2 separate regions of the Mus musculus genome follow, and region 2 is linked to region 1. Evidence: chromatin loops called from intact Hi-C (ENCODE). Cell type or tissue: heart. All regions are shown on one strand.

Evidence for each region. A loop is a pair of places that touch in the nucleus more often than their neighbours do. Peaks named below come from ENCODE experiments on the same cell type or tissue, not always from the same donor. Only the 100,000 strongest peaks of a DNase experiment are listed, where the experiment ranks them.
Region 2: a loop joins it to region 1, with 4 times the contacts of the local background. A loop is called at or near these places in 3 of 42 quality-filtered maps.

Annotation. Positions count from the first base shown.
Region 1 is chr17:62,162,875-62,170,874 of GRCm38, reverse strand. No RefSeq gene overlaps it. Among named protein-coding and RNA genes, the nearest start is that of Gm52291, 110 kb to the right of the region's middle. In heart, no CTCF peak of the experiment used is centred here; no DNase peak of the experiment used is centred here.
Region 2 is chr17:62,412,142-62,420,141 of GRCm38, reverse strand. No RefSeq gene overlaps it. Among named protein-coding and RNA genes, the nearest start is that of Gm25800, 41 kb to the left of the region's middle. In heart, no CTCF peak of the experiment used is centred here; DNase peaks (open chromatin) are centred at 4,711 and 7,251.

The DNA of each region.
Region 1 (8,000 bases):
TAAGAAGCACATTGAAACTGTTTGGTTTCTGGAGATGCACAGTGGGAAGTGGCAGTTTGTGAGTGCTGGCTTGCTCTGTCATGGCTGCAGACACTGTGATCCTTCTCACTGTAGACCAAGACAATAACTCTCTTTGTTCACATTTCCATGTTAAGCAATCTATGTCTTCTACACACAAAAACACTATCCCTGGGTCTCTATGTCTGTCAGAATTCCATCATCAGATGCCCAAATATGCCACTGAGTTACATGAACACACAACATCAGGCTTCACTCCCTCTTTTCAATATTTTTGGGGCCTCTTTTATGTGAAAACACTTCCCTCAGGCCACAGAGACCCACCTGTATACTGGTGGCCTTCAATTTTGTCACTGGGAGTGATGGCCTCATGCCTTCTTCTAAGTCAATGCAAGGCCATCTTTGTACCCATCTTGGATACCATTTTGTTTCACCATGGGAACTTTCATATGCTTAACAAAGTCTCACTTTGGGCATATGGAAGAGATCTAAAAAATCATAAGTGCCTGTTCACAAAGAAGTCCTTTTAATATCTTTCTTTGCCAATGCATTGTTGCAAAATTAATGGGGTATCTGAAATGACTATGCCCTAAAAGGCTCATGATACAATGATTAACAAATATTTTTAAATGTATGTTTGGAAGCACTCTACTCTTTAGCCAAGTCAGCTTTTCTCTGCTGTTGGTGTCCAGTGTCCTCTGTGTGTATCTTCTCATTAGTACTCCACTCTTTTCATCATGCTTCCCGTTAAGATTAACTCTGAGTATAAAGGTATCTTAGCTATGGCTACCATCTTTGAGTAGTTCTGTAAGTGTCTGTAAGAATCCAAGAGCAGATTCCCTTTGAACTTTTTGTCTTGTGTTTCTATTTTCAATTCTTACACCCAGCAGTCAGTAAACATGTATTTATGAACAGTGATTCTCCTAGCATTTATTTTTCACTTAAGTTGAGAAAGTGTGTATATCCTAAACACAGAGAGAGAGAGAAAGAGAGAGAGAGAGAGAGAGAGAGAGAGAGAGAGAGAGAGAGAGACAGAGAGAGAGAGAGAGAGAAGAGGAGAGAAGAGAGAGGAGAGAGGGGAGAGAGAGGAGAGAGAGAGAGAGTGAGAAGTTTCATAGAGACCTTCCCTGGGAATGACCTGCTTGTGAAAATTTTCATAGTGGTTATGAATAACATGTCAGCTCAAGGATGCAAATAAAAAATATAGCCCTGTTTATTCTGTTGTTTGAAGGCTGCTTACACCCAGGATAAATATAGTTGGTTGAAATTGGCCCTTTTCAAATTACAATTGGTTCATCCAAAACATTTCAATTTTCAATTGAAAATTTGCCAGAAAACAGAAAATCTGATGCCCTGTACATTCTGAATCAGTCTTATATTTAAGATGAATCTGATGGTTTTCCTGTGCATCCTAAACGTGGTGAACCAGTTGTGGAAAGTCCCATACACATCTGTTTGTGACTTTGTCCCTTACACGTAACTGTCGGCCCTCCTCTGTGACTGATACTTGGGAGACTGATTTGTGAGAGTTGTATCTTCAAGAGAAATGTTTTCTCCTTGTCATTTAAGCACAGCATGTACAGTTTTCTAAGGATTCGTCGGGATGAAAGAAAAATGAAATGCAATATAGTTCAAATGATGTAAAAGAATATTATTGTTGCTCATACTGTGCTGCATTCTAGAATTCAATATGTTGCTCAAAAGGTCAGAGAATATATCTAATACATTTCCTAATGTTCTGAGGGATGGTAATGGAACTGGCCAGAAACCAATTCCAATACTCTCTGCTGCCATTTAATCAAAGAAACTTAGATAAGGTAACACTTTGTATAATGTGTAGGCAAAACATTTCATATTAAAAATTCATTATCTGCTCAAATTAAGCAAATGTCTTCATTCATGCTTCTCAGTGTCAATTTAACATTTTAGTTTAATAGTAATTTTCCACAGAAAGATGGAGTTGTGGCTTCTCATTATCTTAACGGGAGCCGATTTGAAATTGTTTCCCTTAAAGACGCTGCACAAGGTACGACTCACATCTCCTTTCTTCAGTCATACCTAGTGACATTTCCACTAAAGCAAATGTCTGCACTACAGAATCCACTAGAATTTGAATCAAAATAATTGGGACATAGTGTTATCATGCTAAAAAAAAAATGTTTAAACTTGTCACTATGCCTCAATGGAAATGTTTGACCCTCCAAAATGTGGAGTTTTAAGGCAAAGGTTTTGTAGACTTAACATCAGGAGGACAGGTTCTCAATGTATAGCTAGCCTAATTGAAAAATGAACATCACTTAGAGAGACTTGACCTGCCAGACTAAAAATATGTAGATCTAAAAGGATGCTGTAAAAGCACACTTTATTTCTGTAAGCTTCCATTTTATTTTTCAGTAAATAAAATAACATTCGATGCTAATACCCAGTCATAGTGGGTGTGCTGTAGACATAAGACAGTTTGTATGTGTTTTCTTTAATAATGTTGTGAGAGTTCACTGCTGAAAGGCTGCTGCTCTAGCGTTGACTTATTTTCTAATGCCAAGGAAGCACAGACGCGTGAGTTTTATGTGGCTGCTTTATAACAAGTATGGAGAGTGTTTGTTGTGGCAATGATTTTATGTTGATGCTGAAGTAATTGAAGCACTTAAAATATATTTATTCCATGACTCATATGTTCATACTATGTGCCAGATACAACTATCGGATACAAGTCTGAACTGCATCATTTTTAATACATTGTTAGCCTAACATAGCACTTTCTGGGGTGTGGCTTCAGGTAACTTTTGCCCCACTGGAATGCCAGAACTTGTAGTACTTCCTATCAAGGGCTTGTGGAATAAAGCACCCCACCCTTACCAAACATGTTCTGTTAAACATTTAATAAATTTCACTGTATTTCCATTTCTTCAGCATTGTTCTTGCCTCTTTCTCTATTTTGGAGCAATATATCTTTTCAAATCAGTAAATATCTTCTTTCCTTAGTATACTAATTTTACCACTCACCCGGTTTTATTTCATCTTTCATGATTTAACAGAATTGTTAAATGTTTGAATGTTATCCAATAGATTTATATAAGATACGTTAAACTATTCAAGTTACAGCTGTAGTCTTTATTTAGCAGATAGATCCACAGTTTCACAGTTGCCAGTAGACAGGGTATGAATGCTGTCTGCTCGCTCTGTTGTTTCCCTCCCTCACTGTGTTTCCTATCTTTTGTTCATTAAAATCCTTGCAAATTCAGTCAGTTCTAGTTCTCAGCTCTTAGTATAGTTTTCCACCATGGTTGGAGGGCAGGACTGAGCCTGTATCTTCTCTGATTTTACTTTCTCCCATCCTTGAAACTCTTGTATTGTGTAGAAAATAGAGAGTTGTTACCCATGTGGACCTGAAGAGTTTTGAGAAAATGTCCCAGGTGGAGTGAGCACAGAACTACATCATTCTTAACCGTTTCTTTCTTAGTGTTACACGTCAGATTTCACTCACAATAAATATGTAAAAGAGAAAAAAAGAGGACAACTGATATTTTTTTTTCAAAAATGTTGTCTATGTTCCTAGTGGAAATGGGCCACACATCCTTTTGTGACTGCTGTTTTGCAGTCCTGGAGTTGAGGTCAGTGCTCACACATATTAAGCAGGTCCTCTACACTGACACAAGGCAGCTGGATATGTAGCAATTTTACTTTTTATTCAATCTGAGTTTCTAAGATAATTTGGAAAGCTCTGAAATGCTATGCTTTGCTCGAGGCTGGAAGACACTAAGCAAATAACTTAAGAAACATTATTGTCTCTAATAGTGGTACGTTCTTTGAAGAAAAATGTAGGTTATTATATCAATGATAGATAGTGGTGTTTGTTCTAAAGGAAAAAAAACCCACACGTTGTTTCTTATGTGGTTTGACTTTCAAAATTACATAATATTCCTTTCTGCATGTCTAGAATGTACAGTAATATTTTCTAACTGTATTATAAAAACACATTTAATGCTGGAAATTCTGCTAGAATTGGGATTTAGATCTATTTGGCTACAATTAATTGCTTACTTTTTCTTATTTATGCAAAACATCTTCATTTATGCAAATATTTTATTTCCCAAACACTCTTGAATAATGCATTCAAATAATAAGAAAAGAATGATGTATTACTAAAAGGTATACTTTAAAAAATGTTTTTCAAAGGTACATAAAAAATGTCAAAAAGCTGGTGAGGTGTTCAGTGGTAAAGCAAAGGCAGATGCGCTTAGCCTGGAGGTCTGAGCTTAATGCCCAGGTGCCCTCACAGTGGAAGGGCAGAAATGACTTCTGCAAGTTGTCCTCTGCTCTCCACACATGGCACACAAATTTGTATAAACATAAGGTACAGACATACACATGTATAAATACATATGTTAATTAACAAATAAGTTGCAATTTTAAAAATAAAGCAGTATAGAGTATTAAAAACTACTGTCATGCAGAAGGAAGGATCATCCAGAGACTGCCCCACCTGCAGAGATATCCCATAAACAACCACCAAACCCAGGCACTATTGCATATGCCAGCAAGATTTTGCTGACAGGACCCTGATATAGCTATCTCTTGTGAGGCTATGCCAGTGCCTGGCAAATACAGAAGTGAATGCTCACAGTCATCTATTGGATGGAACACAGGGCCCCCAATGGAGGAGCTAGAGAAAGTACCCAAGGAGCTGAAGGGGTCTACAACCCTATAGGTGGAAAAACAATATGAACTAACCAGTATCCCCCAGAGCTTGTGTCTCTAGTTGCATATGTAGCAGAAGATGGCCTAGTTGACCATCAATGGGAGAAGAGGCCCTAGGTCTTGTGAAGATTTTATGCCCCAGTACAGGGGAATGCCAGGGCCAGGAAGTGGGAGTGAGTGGGTTGGGGAGCAGGGTATGGGGAGGGTATAGGGGAATTTCTGAGAGAAAACTAGGAAAGGGGATAGCATTTGAAATGTAAATGAAGAAAATATCTCATAAAAAAAAGAAGAAAAAAAAACTACTGCCATGATATGACTCATCTAAAGAAGCCCCTTCAAGAAATTTGAAATTTACCCAGATAGCTGTCTGTTGATCTTTAGACTAGACAGTATTTCATTGGTATTGTTTTCCATCTCAGCCTAGTCTGAACACACATTTTATGTAAATTTACCATTCTCTCGTTTACTATCTATATTCATACTTTTTTTCTTTTTTTAATGAGATATTTTCTTTATTTATATTTCAAATGCTATCCCAAAAGTTTCCTATACCCTTCCCCCACCCTGCTCCCCTACCCACCCACTCCCACTTCTTGGCCCTGGCATTCCCCTGTACTGGGGCATATAAAGTTTGCAAGACCAAGGGGCCTCTCTACCCAATGATGGCCGGCTAGGCCATCTTCTGCTACATATGTAGCTAGAGACACAAAATCTGGGGGTACTGGTTAGTTCATATTGTTGTTCCACCTATAGGGTTGCAGACCCCTTCAGCTCCTTGGGTACTTTCTCTAGCTCCTCCATTGGGGGCCCTGTGAGCCATCTTATAGATGACTTGAGCATCCACTTCTGTATTTGCCAGGCACTGGCATAGCCTCACTTGAGACCGTTATATCAGGGTCCTTCAGCAAAATCTTGCTGCTATATGCAATAGTGTCTGGGTTTGGTGGCTGATTATGGGATGGATCATATTTTAAGAACAGATTTCTTATTTCATGTGATTAGATGCTGGTGTTGAGTATGTTATATCCTCAAACGTACTCAGCTTATTCTAGGTACTGATTACCTTTCTGCGATTATTACCTTTAGTTAAATATAATTTAAAAAGTGATTTTCTAGCCTTCCTTAAAATCCTCTAGTTATATTCTTTAATATAAATAATATACATTTAGTGGATATTATGACTGACTGAATGACCAAATATTCTTGTCAATTCTTTTTCTTATTGAAAAGATATGCCAATAAGTGCAATAGAGATAGAATAAGTTGACCTGTTTGAAAAAAAATGATACCATCATTTAAAAGTGTGAATTATTAAGTTGACTGCAATTTAAGGTAGGTGTGAAAGTAATCATATGGATTTCGAACTAGCTTCTAGAGTATAAATAAATCATAGGAAGAAAATTGCAATGAACCAAATCTGTAGGAGGTGTTGGGGGGAGTGCAACAGAAGGTGGTATTTAAACTGATCATTTTTAACATTTATCATCTATTGAGGATTCAAAAAAGAATCTGTGAATAGCACATTGTAGAAACTTAGCAGCTTGTGCTAAATAGGGCAGCATTGCAAACAACAGTTAATAAGCAACATAGCTGACCCAACATAAACATCAGAAACATATGAAACTTTATGAACATTATAATGATGTACGTGTCACAGATAATAAAAACTAGCTTTTACACAGACAAAATGCAGAGACCAATAAACAAATTTTTGGGAGTCATATGGTATTTAATATTTCTAAGATGAGGGCTCAATGATATTCATGGTGTCTTAATCCTATGCTTCTGATTTTCTTCCTGCTCTCTAGGTGGTAAGAATATTTCTCTTAAACTACTCCCTCCTTTATCATCAACTTATCCAAGAAGAAATGAGGATTAACATGCTAGGAGAACTTGCATCTAGATATTCGTCATATATTTTGGTTTCTGGAACCAGGGTATGTGTTTGGCTCATGTCTCCACCACTTATCTATTCGTTTTTTTCCCCAGATTTACTCAATGGTTCTGTGCCTCAGTTTCTACATAAACATAGAATAATACTAATAATGTCTGTGAAACTTCTTTGAAAATATCAGAAGTACTTGACATACAGAAATATTGTGTGCTACTGTTAATTTCATTTTTACAAGTTTGCTTTCTAGAAAGAAATTGAACAAGCGATATTCACCACTAGGTCATGTCGAAAGAGAAATGATGTGGCAGGTATTACATTTTCAGACTTGGTAAAAAGCGTCCCCTGAGTACTAACTTCTTCACTGATATCTTGAATTATATGCACATAGGTATCTGGTTGAAGTAAAATTCATTTTGAAATTAGGATATTTTAAACACTGAGTTCTTTTCCTCAAGTAGATAAAAAGTATTATCTAGGTGAATATTGGACCATGCTATCAGGATAAATGTCAAAGAGATCATGCTGTTTTATGACATAACAGTACAGTTTAATCTGCCATCCTTCAGACAGGTATGTAGCTGCCTCGGCACCATGGTGTCAGGATGGGTGGAGAAGTACTATCTCTTTCATAAGCATTATAAACAAGAAATAGGATGGGTTGTCTTATTATCATTGATCATAGTGTAGTAAAAGCTATCATGGAATAAATGTAAAGAATGAAATCTATCATCTCATTGGATATGAATGTCTATTTTGTTGCCTTAAATAAACATTTCCATGAAGTAAAAATTTAAAAACAGTGCCAATCACACTTTCCAACTACACTCTGCATTCCCATTCTCTCCACAGATGCGTACAACTCTCAGAACTCATCAGAGACATTTCTTTATGTAGAAGAAGGTCACTGATGAAGAAATTCACAGCTGCCCATAGTGAAGAAAATAAGTGCTAAAGCCACAATTGTGACATCGAATTCACTCTCTGCTCCATGGTGCAGTGTTTAGACAGAGAAATTGACAGAGAGATTGTAAGAGTCGGAATCAGGGATGACCAGAAGAAAACCGTGTCCTCTGGGCATGACAGGAACACTGCGCTTATCAATGTCCAGCAGCTGTAGTTGCTTGCACAAGACTGGCACAAAATCAAGCTGGTCAGTAGTCTATCATGGAACTGGGAGTTGCTCATATGATTCCCTACCCCTGAGGAGGTAGGGATTCCTTATCTGGGGGGCAGTTGATAATTAATGACTTTTGAGGGAGAATAGTCAGTTTCCTGTAAGGATATAATCAATATACGCTCATAGGAGTAGGTAGACCTACCACTGAAATAGGTAAACCACACTCCCTTAGATGGCCCTACACCCAGGAGTGTATCAGGAGTACTAATTGGA
Region 2 (8,000 bases), 250 kb before region 1:
GTGGGTATAGGGAGGTAGGGTGGGTCTGGGACGAGTTAAGATAAGGAGTCTGTGTAAGTATGATAAAATTATCCAAGAATTAATACAATATTTGTTGTTAAATGAGCATGGGGTTCGAAAGCTGGCTCTGAAGTTAAGAGCACAGGCTGTTCTTTCAGCATGGACAGCTTTTCAGCAGCCACATGGTGGTTTGTGACTGTCTGCATCTCCAGGTGTAGGGGATCCTTATACAAATGATGTGAAGAAACAAATGCAGGAAAACACCCAGAAACCACATAAAATAAAAGTAAAAATCAGCAAGAGATAACTAATAAATATATACAAATTTGGAATAACTCTAGAAAAACTACTACAATGAAATATGTAATAATACTCCCTCAGAGCTTTTAGATTTCCTGAGACTTTCTCCTTACACTACCAACCAAGCATCCTTTTGTGATGGATGCGAAAGATCTTGTCCTTTTAGCTATCAAGAGAAATTGCTCACTTTGAGCTTCATGTTCAGAACACGCAGTGCCAGTTAAGAATAACAACCACTTAATTTCAAGCAAATTCTTCCTGTTTTAAAAATGACTTAATTGACATGACAGACTAGGGATGCATTGTTCAATGGCGCAATCCCATGCTGGCCCATTCTTTTTCCTATGGTCTTTATCACTGTTGCACAAGGCTTGACTTGTACAATTTTAACAATGTTCTCAAAACCCATACAGCAATGTAATGAACCCCGAGAAGGCTCTGCTGGCATCAGATGCTGAATAAGCAGACTCCAATTAACGTGGAAGTACTTTGTGAGCCACATCGGTACTCCAGAAACAAATTATATGGGTCGTTATTTTGCATTTTATTCTTTGAGATGAATATAAAGTAACAGATACCCAAGGAATGTCCTGAAATTCTAAAGGATAAATAAAACAGTATCTTATTTTGCTTTTGGATGAAAAGTTCGCCTATTATAATTATAACGTGTAAAGGACATGATACAAAGAGTTCCAGTGCTGCTGATTAAATCTGCAATTATGACTGCAGTAAACCTGACATAAATATGTGAACTCAAACATTATCCACCCAACTTCAGTTTAAAATACAAAGAGACTTTAACAAATGTTCTTAGCTTTATGACAGTCATTTTATGCCTATGGACATTAAAGGTAGAAATATCTTGACTTAGTTTTACTCTTTAAAAGTTAATTGAAAATTATAGATGGATTTTCTCATCATTGGGTGTAAAATAATTTTAAAACTTTCCTAATATTTTCCTTAATTTAACAGGACATTGTACAAGTGGCAAAGATTAGAAAAAGAATCACACTGCATTTCATTTCTTGAATAAAATGAAGACAAATGCAGAAATCATGATTCTACCAGAGTAAACATGCCAGGTAGACTGTAAATTTAAGCTGTCAATAGATTTCTAAAAAATGAATTAAAGGAAAAGCTGAAGGGAAGAAAATGTTACAATAGCGATAGTTTGGGGCCATTAGCTGCTTGAGTGATCAGTACCAGAAATAATAGAGGAGACAAGAAAATTTATTCATAGTGTCTCGAATATTGAAAAGATACTTGATGTCACAGAAATGTTAACTCTTAGGCTTACAAGGCAGCATCTGGCTGTTAATTTTATATGAATGTTAAAAAAGTATGGTTATTTATTTATTTATGTATTTATTTATTTTTGGATCACCCAAAGACATACATTTAAAAAGACACCTATTCTCTTCAGCGTTTGTTTCCACTTCAATAATGGGAACTCTAGCCGTGAATTCAGGAACAGACTGACCCTGTTGGATTTCCAAGGTTATACTGTGTCCATTGCTACAACAAACTATGTCAAAGGAATGATTACAAAATGTGTATTTTGGTAGATGGACATAATAATAGAAAACATTGTATCTTGAGTGGCATTGTACACGATGGAAACTCTGTTAACCTGTTAAGTACAGAGGGTATAGAAACAAAACCAAGTAGGACATTGAAACATTGAAACTGTGAGGAAACACCTTTGGATATTCAAAGGACCATGCAGATGTGTGTGTGTGTGTGTGTGTGTGTGTGTGTGTGTGTGTGTGAGAGAGAGAGAGAGAGAGAGAGAGAGAGAGAGAACTGCTCATATACTGTGGAGGTCTTAATGTCTTTGTTCTGGAAGGAAAGGAAGTTTTCAACCACAGCCACCTTCTCAGCCTCACCGCCCCCCCCCCCCCCCCCCCGTCAGGAAGCCCTTTGGCAGCAGCATAAGCTCTGAGATTCCAGGGCAACATTTGAATGGAGACTTTGGCTATACTTCCCAGCATTTGAATGGAGACTTTGGCTATACTTCCCAGCACATATTGCTCGCTGCAGAAGTCGATGCAGTCGTATGGTTGTCTCTGGGTGGCCATCTGTGGCCGTTCTGCACTGTGTCAGTGCTCACAGGGAGTCTGGAGTTCTTGCATCTTCAGAAGTTAAATGTTCAGACACACCTAATAGAGACAGTCTGCCATTGCTCCTTGGCTAGGCGTGAGGCTACATTGAGGATTGTTGTTCTTGATTTAAAGGACACGTTAGGAGGCTTTCTGCTTGAACAGCCTGAACTAGCCTCGCCGTGCTTCCTCTAGGGAAGTGTCTCTAGCCAACTTCATTCCAGTCTAGGCACTTTGTGTCCCAAACTCTTCACAAGGGCCTATTTTCTAGCCTGGGAAGCACCTACACCTAGGCTGGGCTCATGAGATTCAAGCCTTGGTTTCTGATGAAAACATCTGAAAAGGAGATATATCTTTCATTTGTAACAAAAAATAGAGTAAGAGTTGGGGTTTTAACTGCCGGAAGCCACTTGGTTATACTGTTAGAAAAATTGTCAAAACATTTTGTTTGTCTGAAAGCCAGTTCATAGTGGCTTTTCTATTTTGCAACTGTTTTCCTGACAGAGTGAACGCAGGCCTCTATGAGCTTGGCGTTTGACCTTGCTAATGCCATTAGCAAAGGACAAATGGTGTTTGCTAAAATTCTCAGAGTTTTGCAAAGACTAAGAGACTAATACAGTCAATATATTCTACTAAACTGTTAGACACAGACACTACACTTCATTTTAGCCAAAAGACTTGGAAGCAATAAGAACCAGGGTATTCTATTACCAAGGGTTGACAATGGATAATGGGGTCATCTCTGATCATTACTTTTGGTCAGAGATAGTAGTGACCCAGTATAGACTCGTATAGCCCAGCACTTACCCTCAAGGGCAGGAACCACACATTTATTTTATCTATAGTTTATTCCTGTCACCCAGCAATGTATGGGAAAACAGGAGAGAATAAATTTGGTTGAAGAGTGAACATTGGTGGCACAATACTGAAAGAGTCAACAAGGGGTGTATTTGTATCATCATCTGGCAAAGCTGGTAGTCAGGAGAAAAAGGCCATAAGTAGTCCTTTCACAATGGTGCGATGGCATAGGTGGATAGAACAGTCCACACCTAGAAGTACAGGGCACAGAGGTTTGGGCTCACTCTCTACTGTCAGGCAGAACATCCTTGCTTCTAAGCACGAGTACTTATTTGTTTTCAGTTCTTAGGACATCTAAATGTCTCATGTTTTAATTTATTTTGCCTGTAAAACTGTTAAGTATAGTATCTTATGTGTTGTTATGGAGATTAAATACATTAGTGAGTAGCCTATCTAAACAACCTAAACAACTGCTGTCACTTTTATTCTTTTTACTATTCCTCACATCACCACAAAGATTGCAGATATGTATATATATATATATATATATATATATTTATATTTATATAGAGAGTAAATATATATAATTGCTACACACACACACACACACACACACACACACACGGATTATATTTTTTTTACTTAATTTGCTTGACTTTAGCTCTCAAACCTATGCACATAAGAAATGACAGGGTACTCTACCAGTGCCTGACAAGTACAGAAGTGGATGCTCACAGCCATTTATTGGCTGGAGCACAGGGTCCCCAATGAAGGAGCTAGAGAAAGTACCCAAGGAGCCGAAGGGTTTTGCAGCCCCATAGGAGGAACAACAACATGAACTAACCAGTACCCCCCAGAGCTCCCAGGGACTAAACCACCAACCAAAGAAAACACATGGTGGGACTCATGGCTCTAGCTGCATATGTAGCAGAGGATGGCCTAGTCAGTCATCAATGGGAGGAGAGGCCCTTGGTCCTGTGAAGGTTCTATGCCCCAGTATAGGGGAATGCCAGAGCCAGGAACAGGAGTGGGTGGGTTGGTGAGCAGGGGAGGGGGTAGAGGATAGGGGATTTTCAGAAGGGAAACCAGGAAAGGGGAAAAATTTGAAATGTAAATAAAGAAAATATCTAATTTTTAAAAAAGAAGGAAAAAAAAAGAAAAGAAAAAGAAATGACAGGGTAGAAATTTTTTTTTTGAAAATGTAGAATCCCAGGTTTTGCTTTCAAACATTTTGCTCACCTAAGCCTGGGGTAAGAATAAAGGCTCAGTTTGATATGATTTTCGGATATGCCAGTTCAGGTGAGTGCTGGACATCGTGGGATAGCTGGACTCTGTGGTACATCACTGATTTTAAAACTGCCATGGGCTCTTCAGAATTCCAGATCCTCTCTCGTCCTGGGGCAGTGGTTGGTGAAGTCGGCGACAGAGCAGAGGCCCTGTGTGCACCATCATTTCTATTTGTAGCTGAGTGGAGTTGGCAGCGGGCACAGGTTGGCAGTGGCTTCCAACACACTCCTTGTCAAAGCACACACTGTTTCTGCAGCTGGCATCTATTCCCTGAACATCCCAATTATAACAGTATTACTGAGTCCTGTGACAGTCACACATTTCATCACCTTGGGGGACTGGACAGAACAGGTTTACCATGGCATGAATGCCCTCTTCCCCACTTCCTCTCAGATTCATCATTGCTTAGGAATCTGGTTAGTCTTGCTTGGCAGTGAGGGTTTGCAGTTCCTAATCAGGGATGTTTGAAGCCCAGAACATATCAGAGATTATGTATAAACTGCGGGCTGTAGAACTGCAGGATATGCCTGCTGTAAAACACTAGTTCTTTCTTTCTTTCTTTTTTTTTTTTTGAGGTATTTCCACTATTAAAATTATCACGGTAGTGATGATCACATGCTTTGTGCTCCTCTTCTGTGCCTCCGAGGTATGGTCTTCCCACTGCTGGATGCACATGGCTGACTCTCTCTAATATGATGGAACCGTGGGGTGCTTCTCACACTCCTTGCATAATGGAGGGTTTCGACTCCAGCACAGCCTTTTTCACTTAAGGGAAGTAAGAATGCTTAATGAAATAGATGTTCCATGAGAGTTATGAAATATCTCAGTGTATGATACAAACTCAAAGTACCTTTGCTTAGCAACCTGGTTTTAAAATGTTGAGTAGCAATTGGACACATTGGGACACATATATTGAGAATATCCATCTTTGTAGGTAATTACTGGCAATGTGTCTTGTTAGCTATATTTAATTGAGATATTGAAAAGCACCAGCATTTTTTTTTGTAGTCATCTTGTCATGCTTGTAGGATTAATATGTGTAACCACCACCACCACCACCATTTTCTTTCAGATCAGAATAATTAGTTGGTGTTAGCTACAAGGAAACCGTAATGGTAAAATCTGGACCATCAGACTGACTAAGATCAATATAAATAAGAATTACCAACAAAGCTAAATTGACAATAAAGGTAAACAACCTCAAGGCACAGTAAATCCATGTGTATGAATCCATACTATGAACTTGTTTTCTTTAAGCTTATTGCCCCAGGGAAGGGGGATGCTAGAGGGTTAAGGTGGGGGTGGGTAGGTAGGTAGGTGAGTTCCCTTTTAGAAGTAAAGGGGAGGGTGGATGAAAGGCAGTTTGCAGAGGGGAGTCCAGGAAGGGGGGCAGTATTTGAAATGTAAATAAATAAAATAATCAGTAGAGAAGATGATGGTATCATGGTTGGCAATGAGAGAAATCAAAACTCTGTAAAATAATCTGAGTGCTCTTTCCTTTGTAACTCAGGAGAGATGTAAGTATTTTGAAACAAAAAAATACCTAAAGATTATATACCTTTGATGTAAAGACAGGAACTTAAATCTTCTGAAGGAAGTTCAGAAAAATGAATTATTTTGCTACGAAAGAAATGGAGATCTGTGTTTAAAAAATTGTTTTTATTTGTTATTTTATTTATTCCCCTTCCCAGTTTCCTATCCACAAACACCCAATGCCCCTTCTCCCATGCTTCTATGAGGGTGCTCCCCCATACACCCATCTACTCCTGCCTCAGCACCCTACATTTCCCTATGCTGGATCATGAGCCTCCACAGGACCAAGGGCCTCCCCTCCCATTAATGCCAGATAAGGCATTCCTCTGCTACATATGCAGCTGGAGCCGTGGTCCCCTCCATGTGTACTCTTTGGTTGGTGGTTTAGTCCCTGGGAGCTTGGGAATGTGTGTGTGGGGAAGGTTCCTGTCCTCAAACACACCAGAAGAAGTCATCAGATACCAATACAGATAGATGGTTGTGAGCCACCATGTGGTTGCTGGGAATTGAACTGAGGACCTCAGGAAGAGCAGTCAGTGCTTTTAACCGCTGAGCCACCTCTCCAACCCAAGATGGAAATTTATGGTTAGCAATGTCCTTCCAAACCTAATTCTCTGTCCTCTGGCAGTCATTGTGTCCTCTTGTAGGTGGTCTATGTTCCAGTAAACTATCTTATTTCCATGCACATACAGGCAGCAATAACTGGACTCAGTAGGTTACACAGGGGAGAAATGAAAAGAGGGTATGAAGTTGAGAGGTGAAGTAGGCAGTGATTGGTAGGATTTGGATGAGGGGTGAGGAGGGAGGAGTTATGACCACAACTTAGTGTACAAGTGTATGAACTCCTCAAAGCATAGGTAACATTTAAAATATTGTAAGAAAATCACTATAACAAAGAACATTCTTCCCGATTTTACTTCAGTAAAAGCCAGGGAGAGCAAAAAGTGTCTTAACAAAGTTGTTCCATTTAGACTCTGAGCCGGTGTTATTTAGGGAACTGTTCCCGAGGGAAGGAATTGAGAGAGAGATTTAAAGTGTAATAGCACCTACAGCATTTGCGAATTTGTCTTGTGAGTGGCCGTGCGGGTGTTGGGAAGGTCACAGTGTTGTTCAAGGTCTCTCAACCCAGAAGCCTGTGATTCAGCCTCCTTGTAGATAGCACGGGCCCCTGGGGATCAAGCGATTGCTATGAGAAATTCCCTGTTCTCCAAGTGCCTCCAACGAAGAGGCTAAAATAGATGACAGGGCAGCTTCATCTGGACGTAGGGCCGAAGGAAAGAGCTTTGGAAAGGCTGGCGGCATGCCTGATGGCAGGTAAACTTCCTTTTGGAGGACTGCCACTTGGACATTGAAAAAGGAACATGACTGAAAGTTGCAGTTGGGCAGCCCCAAACCAGGAACCTGTAAAACAATGCCTTGTCTCAAGTCTCAGCCGTGACTATGAAGTCATCTTTGGCTTACACTGGATAGGACCTGTTTTCTTTTTTTGACAGTGATAGAGTTATTTACCATGTAAAGTTTAAATTCCTACTGTGACACATAAGCATAGAACAAACTTAGGCATTTTAACACTTTTAAACATAGAGTTTAGTAATATTAACTTCACTGGCATTGTTCCACTGCCGTCTCCTGAGCTGTTTTATTTCTCTACAGTAGAACTCTCTAGCCACCGAACAATGACTCCTGATCCCCCCCAATAGAGTGTTTCATAATTAATCCTAGTAGGATGCAGTGCATAAGAAGACACGTATTACTAAGCTTTCCAAGAAGGGAAATTTAATTATGATCATTCTACCTTAGAGGAAATGTGTGGCAATCCATCAACTGCAGAAAAGGGTTAATTATGACTACAAGTTCTGGAGTATAAGAGAAAGATGCATCCTAATTTGAAAAAAAAATTAATATTTTTTTAAACAAGAAGCACTCAAACATAAAGAGGTGATTCTGCCTCTCCCTTAGGACTTAGGCACAACAGCATAGACA